2 separate regions of the Homo sapiens genome follow, and region 2 is linked to region 1. The links are chromatin loops, found by intact Hi-C in ENCODE. Cell type or tissue: GM12878. All regions are shown on one strand. Each heading gives the region's core, and the rest is flanking DNA. Links, peaks and the distances in the headings are about the cores only.

Region 1 (4,397 bases), core at 212-4,211:
CATTCCACTCCGGGAAACGGGGTAATTCTCTCCACCATCGCGTGAGAGGCCGTGCGGGCCAGAGGAAGTGACAGATAAAAACAGATTTCTAACTCAGCACAACACAACCACAGGCTCTACCTGGACGCTATGAGCTCATGTATGACTCAGACACTCATCTAGACCCACGGCCATTCCATCCTTCTGCAGCACGGACGGTTCCTACAATCTCTCCTGTGAAAAATACATCCGCCCCCCGCTTAATATCCCTTCTCTGTCCTCCTCGGCAGACCACACCCTAGCCCAAGTCATTTTTTTTTTTTAATATCAGCGTTTTGTATTCTTCTGCAAAGTGCTTATCATCAGCTGAAGCCATTTGTGCTTTGCTTTTCTGCAGTGAAGATTTCAGCATGCCGTTGGCCAGGTGCAGTGTCTCATGCCTGTGATCCCAGCACTTTGGGAGGCCGAGGGGGGAGGATTACTTGAGGCCGGAAGTTCAAGGCCAGCCTGCGCAACATGGCGAGACCCTCCCGTCTGTAAAAAGAAGAAAAAGAAAAAAATGAGCTGGGCGTGGTGGCACACACCTGTAGTCTCAGCCACTCGGGAGGGGCTGAGGCACAAGGATCGCTTGAGCCCAGGAGTTCCAGCCCGCAGTGAACTACGATTTTGCCACTGCACTCCAGCGTGGGCAACAGAGCTGGACTCTGTCTCAAAAAAAAAAAAAAAAAAAAAGAATTGTAATGATTTCCAAACAGACGTCTACCTCTTTTCTTGGAAGGATTGCTGGAGCCCGGGAATTCAGGACCGGCCTGGGCAATATAGCAAGACTCCATCCCTACAAAATAAATAAATAAATAAATAAATAAATAAATAAATAAATGAAATATAAAAAGTTAGCCAGGTGTGGTCATCTTAAGCGGGCTTTGGCCCCTGGAGGGTCTAACAATGTAATTTATCAGTCAAGAAAAGAGATGCATAAAACATAGACTCTACCTCAAAATCTGTCAATCAATCAATTACATTAAATAATATCAGCCAAGAAAAAATATATGAGAGTAAGACCCTGCCTCAAAATCAATCAATTAATTAATAACAGCCAAGAAAAGAGATGCCTAAGGCAGAGCGAGACTGTGCCTCAAAATCAATCAATTAAAGTAAATAATATCAGCCAAGAAAAGAGATGTGAAAACAGAGACCCTACCTCAAAATCAATCAATTAATTAAAGTAAATAATATCAGCCAAGAAAAAATATGTAAGAGAGACGCTGCCTCAAAATCAATCAATTAATTAATAACAGCCAAGAAAAGAGATGCCTAAGACAGAGCGAGGCTGTGCCTCAAAATCAATCAATTAATTAAAGTAAATAATATCAGCCACGAAAAAATATGTAAGAGAGACTATGCCTCAAAATCAATCAATCAATTAATTAATATCAGCCAAGAAAAGAGATGCCTAAGACAGAGCGAGACTGTGCCTCAAAATCAATCAATTAATTAAAGTAAATAATATCAGCCAAGAAAAGAGATGTGAAAACAGAGACCCTACCTCAAAATCAATCAATTAATTAAAGTAAATAATATCAGCCAAGAAAAAATATGTAAGAGAGACCCTGCCTCAAAATCAATCAATCAATTAATTAATAACAGCCAAGAAAAGAGATGCCTAAGACAGAGCGAGACTGTGCCTCAAAATCAATCAATTAATTAAAGTAAATAATATCAGCCAAGAAAAAATATGTAAGAGAGACTATGCCTCAAAATCAATGAATTAATTAATATCAGCCAAGAAAAGAGATGCCTAAGACAGAGCGAGACTGTGCCTCAAAATCAATTAATTAAAGTAAATAATATCAGCCAAGAAAAGAGATGTGAAAACAGAGACCCTACCTCAAAATCAATCAATCAATTCATTAAATAATAAGAGGCAAGAAAAGAGATGTCTAAGAGGTGGGCATATTGGGACATGCAGTATCAGTTTCAACCTCCAGGAGGGGCTGGAGAGTAAAGCTCAGTGGCAGAGACAGAAGGTGGTGGTGGCCCCGGTAAAAACTCCAGACACTGAGGTTCTGATCAGCTTCCCTGGTGGGCTGACTTGACGTCTGTCATCACACATTGATGCTAAGAGGAGGGAACAGCACCCGTGAGTCCTTGGGGAGAGGACAATGGAAGCTGTGGGTCTCAGCTCCTCCTTGACTCTCTCTTGTACATCTCTTTGCTTGGCTGATGTTACTTAATTAAATTAATTCATTGATTGATTTTCAGGCAGGGTCTCACTCTGTCTTAGGCATGTCTTTTCTTCGCTGATATTATTTAACTTAATAATTGATTGATTGATTGATTTTGAGGTAGGGTCTCTGTTTTATGCATCTCTTTCCTTGACTGATATTATTTGTTTAATTGATTAATTGTTTGGTTTCGAGCAGGGTCTCACTCTCTTATACATCTCTTTTCTTGCCTGATATTATTTAATTTAATTAATTGATTGATTGATTTTGAGGTAGGGTCTCTGTTTTACGCATCTCTTTTCTTGGCTGATATTACTTACTTTAATTGATTGATTTTGAGGCACAGTCTCCCTCTGTCTTAGGCATCTCTTTTCTTGGCTGATATTATTTAATTTAATTAATTGATTGATTTTGAGGTAGGGTCTGTTTTATGCATCTCTTTCCTTGACTGATATTATTTATTTAAGTGATTAATCGGTTGGTTTCGAACAGGGTTTCACTCTCTTATACATCTCTTTTCTTGCCTGATATTTAATTTAATTAATTGATTGATTGATTTTGAGGTAGGGTCTCTGTTTTACGCATCTCTTTTCTTGGCTGATATTTTTACTTGAATTGATTGATTTTGAGGCACACTCTCGCTCTGTCTTAGGCATCTCTTTTCTTGGCTGATATTATTTAATTTAATTAATTGATTGATTGATTTTGAGGTAGGGTCTCTGTTTTATGAATCTCTTTCCTTGACTGATATTATTTGTTTAATTGATTAATCGGTTGGTTTCGAGCAGGGTTTTGCTCTCTTATACATCTCTTTTCTTGCCTGATATTTAATTTAATTTAATTAATTGATTGATTGATTTTGAGGTAGGGTCTCTGTTTTCACATCTCTTTTCTTGGCTGATATTATTTACTTTAATTGATTGATTTTGAGGCACAGTCTCGCTCTGTCTTAGGCATCTCTTTTCTTGGCTGATATTAATTAATTGATTGATTTTGAGGCAGGGTCTCTCTTACATATTTTTTCTTGGCTGATATTAGTTAATTAATTGATTGATTGATTTTGAGGTAGGGTCTCTGTTTTACACATCTCTTTTCTTGGCTGATATTATTTACTTTAATTAATTGATTGATTTTGAGGCACAGTCTCGCTCTGTCTTAGGCATCTCTTTTCTTGGCTGTTATTAATTAATTGATTGATTGATTTTGAGGCAGGGTCTCACTCTCATATATTTTTTCTTGGCTGATATTATTTACTTTAATTGATTGATAGATTTTGAGGTAGAGTCTGTTTTATGCATCTCTTTTCTTGGCTGATATTATTTAATTAATTAATTAATTAATTGATTTTGAGTAGGGTCTCACTCTCTTATCCACCTCTTTTCTTGACTGATATTATTTAATTCAATTAATTGCTTGATTGTGAGGTAAGGTCTCACTCTGTCTTAGGCATCCTTTTTCTTGGCTGATATTGATTGATTGATTTTGAGCAAGGTCTCACTCTGTCTTAGGCATCATTTTTCTTGGCTGACATTATTTAATATAATTAATTAATTGATTTTCAGGCGGGGTCTCACTCATACTTCACTTTCCTTAGCTAATATTATTTAATTTAATTAATTAATTGACTTTAAGGTAGGGTCTCTGTTTTATGCATCTCTTTTCTTCCTGATATTAATTAATTGATTGATTGATTTTTGAGTCAAGGTCTCACTCTGTTACCCAGGCTTGAGTGCAGTGACGCAATTACAGCTCACTACAGTCTCGACCTCTGGGGCTCAAGCAGTCTTCCTAACTCGGCCTCCTGAGTAGCTGGGATGACAGACGTGCACCACCGTCCCTGGCTAATTTTTTATTTTTTGTAGAGATGAGGTCTCGCTCTGTTGGCCAGGCTGGTCTCAAACTCCTGGGCTCAAGCGGTCCTCCCACCTCGACCTTCCAACGTGTTGGGATTACAGGCATGAGCCACTGTGCCCAGCTTGGCTGATTTTAATTTGTATCTATTCGGTATAATAAGACTTTAATCAGAAGCACAGTGTTTTTCTGAGTTCTTGTGAGTCATTCTAGGAAATTATTCACCCTGAATGTGGTCACTGGGACCCTACAAGTTTTAGCCAGCTGGTCCAAAGTGAGAGTGCTTCCCGGGACCCCTGAATTTGAATTTGCAGCTGATGACCAAAGTAAAGGGAATTGGTG
Region 2 (4,397 bases), core at 162-4,161, 99 kb after region 1:
GAAATACGTATACTGGAGGCTTGTCACAGCTGAGGGTTCCCGTCATTGGGGGTTTGGGTCCAGGGAGCAAGAGAAAAACACACTCCTTTGTGTTCAAAGATGAAAATCTTTCCTGAGTTTAGGGGAGCCCAGCTTTGGGTTTAGGGGAACCCAGCTTTTTAGGTATATAAGGGCCCAGCTTTGGGTTTAGGGGAGTCCAGCTTTGGGTCTAAGGGAGCCCAGCTTTGAGTTGAGGGGAGCCCAGCTTTGGGTTTAGGGGAACCCAGCTTTGGGTTTAGGGGATCCCAGCTTTGAGTTTTAGGGAAACCCAGCTTTGGGTTTAAGGGAGCTCAGGTTTGGGTTTAGGAGAGCCCAGCTTTTGGTCTAAGGCAGCCCAGCTTCAGGTTTAAAGGAGGTCAGCATTGGGTTTAGGAGAGCCCAGCTCTGTGGTTAAGGGAGCTCAGCTTTGGGTTTAGGGGAGTCCAACTTTGGGTTTTGGGGAGCTCAGCTCTGGGTCTAAGGGAGCCCCTCTTTGGGTTTTAAGGAAGCCTGTTTTTGAGTCTAAGGGAGGGTAGCTTTGGGTTTTAATGGAGCTCCTGTTTGGGTTGTTTCTTTTTTTTCTCTCTCTTTAGACAAAGTTTTGTTCTTGTTGCCCAGGCTGGAGTGCAGTGGCGCAATGTTGGCTCACCGCGACCTCTGCCTCCCGGGTTCAAGCAATTCTCCTGCCTCAGCCTCCTGAGTAGCTGGGATTACAGGCATGCGCCTCCATGCCTGGCTAATTTTGTATTTTTAGTAGAGATGGGGTTTCTCCATGTTGGTCAGGCTGGTCTCGAACTCCCAGCCTCAGGTGATCCACCCACCTCAGCCTCCCAAAGTGCTGGGATTACAGGCATGAGCCACCACGCCTGGCTCCTGTTTGGGTTTTAAGGAAACCCCGCTTTGGATCTAAGGGAGCCCAGCTTTGACTTCGGGCAGGAACAAGGTAGTTGAGACCGTCTCGGTTTCTTCTCCAGGGATCTTTCTCTTTGACTGCTTTGCTGAGCACATGGCTGGAAACAGGATGAGCAGAATCCACCAGATCACAATTAAAGTATCCTAAGGCAAGTCCGCGTCAACTCACACTGAGCAACGATCTTTATTTATTTATTTAAATTAAAATAATTGATTTTATCTTTCATTTAAGTTTTAGGGTACATGTGCACAACGTGCAGGTTTGTTACATATGTATACATGTGCCATGTTGGTGTGCTGCACCCATTAACTCGTCATTTAGCATTAGGTATATCTCCTAATGCTATCCCTCCCCCGTCCCCCCACCCCACAACAGTCCCCGGTGTGTGATGTTCTCCTTCCTGTGTCCATGTGTTCTCATGGTTCAATTCCCACCTATGAGTGAGAACATGCAGTGTTTGGTTTTTTGTCCTTGCGATAGTTTGCTGAGAATGATGGTTTCGAGCTTCATCCATGTCCCTACAAAGGACATGAACTCATCATTTTTGATGGCTGCATAGTATTCCATGGTGTATATGTGCCACATTTTCATAAATGGTGCTGGGAAAACTGACTAGCCATATGTTGAAAGCTGAAACTGGATCCCTTCCTTACACCTTATACTAAAATTAATTCAAGATGGATTAAATACTTAAATTTAGATCTAAAACCATAAAATCCCTAGAAGAAAACCTAGGCACTACCATTCAGGACATAGGCATGGGCAAGGACTTCATGTCTAGAGCAACGATCTTTAAACAGAGAGCAGCTGTTAGGAAGTCAAGCCTGCGAACCTTCCTGTCACCTCTCTCTCATCTGTTAAATGAATCTGTCTGCCATAACCTGCTAAAACCATGGGCACTGTGGCTCAGTAACGGCAGAAGTGCTTAAATTTCAGCATACGTGCTATTTCCACACTCTTCTTTTGCAGCAGGGCAGGAGCCACACACTCAACCACTTTGGGTTTTTTTTTTTTTTTTCACCAAATGGCATTTCATGTTAATTAGCTTAATTCCACGTACAGTGGCTTCCTGCCTTCCAGAGTGAGGCCGATTTTGCTGCTGTTGAGACATCCTCACCCATACACACACACACACACACACACACACACACCACACACACAAATTAATTTTGTTTCAAAAAGGGGCTTCTTATGTTTCTCAGAATCTGCTCTCTGGCCAGCGATGAAGCCCCGTGCTATATACTCTGAGAATGAGATACAGAAATCAGAGAAACGCGGCCGCTGCCTTTGCAGAAGACGCAGATCAAAATCTCCACGGGGCGTCTGCGGAGGACAGCATGCAAATCTCGCTGGGCAAACGGTCTGCTTCGTTGGGTGATGCAATACAGGAAAATCAACACACAGCGGCAGAGCTCAGAGCATTTCCTACGCGTTTTTGTGCTTAGCTAGGAGGATTCTTGCCTTGTGATCTGAGGCCGACGCCAGCAGGTCCTCTATCCCCTGACGCCTGCCAGCTGCCAGTTCACTGGGGCTGGTGGGTCACTTTGAAGTCAGTAGAACACAGAGTTCGTTCAGAGGCAGGTGTTATCACAGAAACAGGGGTCACTGGGTCTACAAAGATGGGGAACTTTGAGGGTGCGAGGGTTGGAAGCTGAGCTCCACTAAACCCAAAGCTGGACTCTCCTAATCCCAAAGCTGGACTCTCCTAATCCCAAAGCTGGACTCTCCTAATCCCAAAGCTGGACTCTCCTAAACCCAAAGCTGGGCTCCTTAAACCCAAAGCTGGGATCCCTTAAGCCCAAAGCTGGGATCCCTTAAACCCAAAGCTTGAAGAAAATGTGACTACCTGGCCGGGCACGGTGGCTCACGCCTGTAATCCCAGCACTTTGGGAGGTCGAGGCAGGTGGATCACCTGAGGTCGGGAGTTCAAGACCAGCCCGGCTAACATAGTGAAATCCCATCTCTGCTAAAAACACAAAACTTAGCCAGGCGTGGTGGCAGGTGCCTGTCAGCTACTCTGGAGGCTGAGGCAGGAGAATGGCTTGAACCCGGGAGGCGGAGGTTGCAGGGAGCCGACGTTGTGCCATTGCACTCCAGCCTGGACCACAGAGCAAGACTCAGCCTCAAGAAAAAAAAAAAATGTATTGCGTGCTGCAGAGTGACCTAAAGGTCAGAGGGTGCAGGGACCGTCTTCTTGTGACCAGCATTCAATGAGAGTTCCGGTACTTCATCTGTTGGTATCTCTAGATCTTAGTCACCCTGAGACCTGTCGGCCGGCATGTCTCGGCGGTATTAATTTGCAATTCCCTGATGAGCTACGACATGGAGTGATTTTTCGTAGGTGAATTTGCCACCTGCAAAGCATCTTTCGTGAGGTGGCCCATGTTTAAATGGTTTTTTTTTTTTCCAGTGGTTGAATCTTAAGAGTTTTTTTTGGCACATTTTGCATACTGGTTCTTTGTTTTAAAAAAAGTTCTTTTATTTTCTTTTTATTTTACTTTAAGTTCTGGGGTACATGTGCAGAACATGCAGGTTTGTTACATAGGTGTACAGGTGCCAGGGTGGTTTGCTGCACCCATCAACCCGTCATCTACATTAGGTATTTGTCCTAATGCTCTCCCTCCTCTATCCCCTCACCCCCCGACAGGCCCTGGTGTGTGACGTTCCCCTCCCTGTGTCCATGTGTTCTCATTGTTCAACTCCCACTTATGAGTGACAACATGCAGTGTTTGGTTTTCTGTTCCTCTGTTAGTTTCTCAGAATGATGGCTTCCAGCTTCATCCATGTCCCAGCTTACACAGGAGGCTGAGACAGAAGGATCTCTTGAGGCCAGGAGTTCGAGGCTGCAGTGAGCGGTCATTGCACTACTGCCCCCAGCTTGGTTGACAGAGAAAGGCCCTGTCTCAAAAAAAAAAAAACCCGGGAAGCGCAAGCTGCAGTGAGCCAAGGTCGTGCCACTGCAGTCCAGCTCAGGAGACAGAGGGAAACTCTGACTCAGCCAATAAAAAAAAAAAAGAAAGAAAAGAAAGAAACATGTCAACCTCTGTTGCTGTGATGAAAATATGAGTTGAAACCTCTCACCCTTCAGGCTAGTTGCTGTCACCCTTGTTGATGAGGGTGTGAGAATGAGTGTTGCCCTTGTCTATCAGCTGTAAGCACATATTGGTGAAATTTATTGGGTGGATATTTGGTGATATTCCCTGTGTTTCTATCTTCTGGAAGGAATGGTAGAGAATCAATATAATTTCTTCCTTAAATGTTGGGGAAAATTCATCAGTAAACCCATCTGGGCCTGGAGCCTTTTGTTTGGGAAGGTTATTAAATTATCGATTCAATTTCTTTAAGAGATATAGGCTCACTCAGATTGGCTGTTTCTTCTTGTGTGAGTTGTCAGATTTTATCCTTTTGTTCTTTTCATCTAGGTGATCAATTTTATGGGCACAGAATTGTTTATAATATTTCTTTA

Evidence for each region. Hi-C counts contacts between places; a loop is a spot of excess contacts. Peaks named below come from ENCODE experiments on the same cell type or tissue, not always from the same donor. Only the 100,000 strongest peaks of a DNase experiment are listed, where the experiment ranks them.
Region 2: it touches region 1 in a loop (4-fold over the local background); 4 of 110 quality-filtered maps call a loop at or near these places.

The regions. Positions count from the first base shown.
Region 1 is chrX:1,578,923-1,583,319 of GRCh38, reverse strand. No RefSeq gene overlaps it. Among named protein-coding and RNA genes, the nearest start is that of AKAP17A, 10 kb to the left of the region's middle. In GM12878, for the core only: a CTCF peak has its summit at 1,968 (motif pointing right); a DNase peak (open chromatin) is centred at 1,970; H3K27ac peaks cover 289 bases.
Region 2 is chrX:1,479,846-1,484,242 of GRCh38, reverse strand. The region is part of intron 1 of P2RY8 (P2Y receptor family member 8); the gene reads left to right. Among named protein-coding and RNA genes, the nearest start is that of ASMTL, 29 kb to the right of the region's middle. RefSeq lists enhancers at 1,974-2,473, 1,970-2,681 and a silencer at 3,147-3,315. In GM12878, for the core only: a CTCF peak has its summit at 2,321; DNase peaks (open chromatin) are centred at 2,331 and 3,206; H3K4me3 peaks cover 1,518 bases; H3K27ac peaks cover 3,711 bases.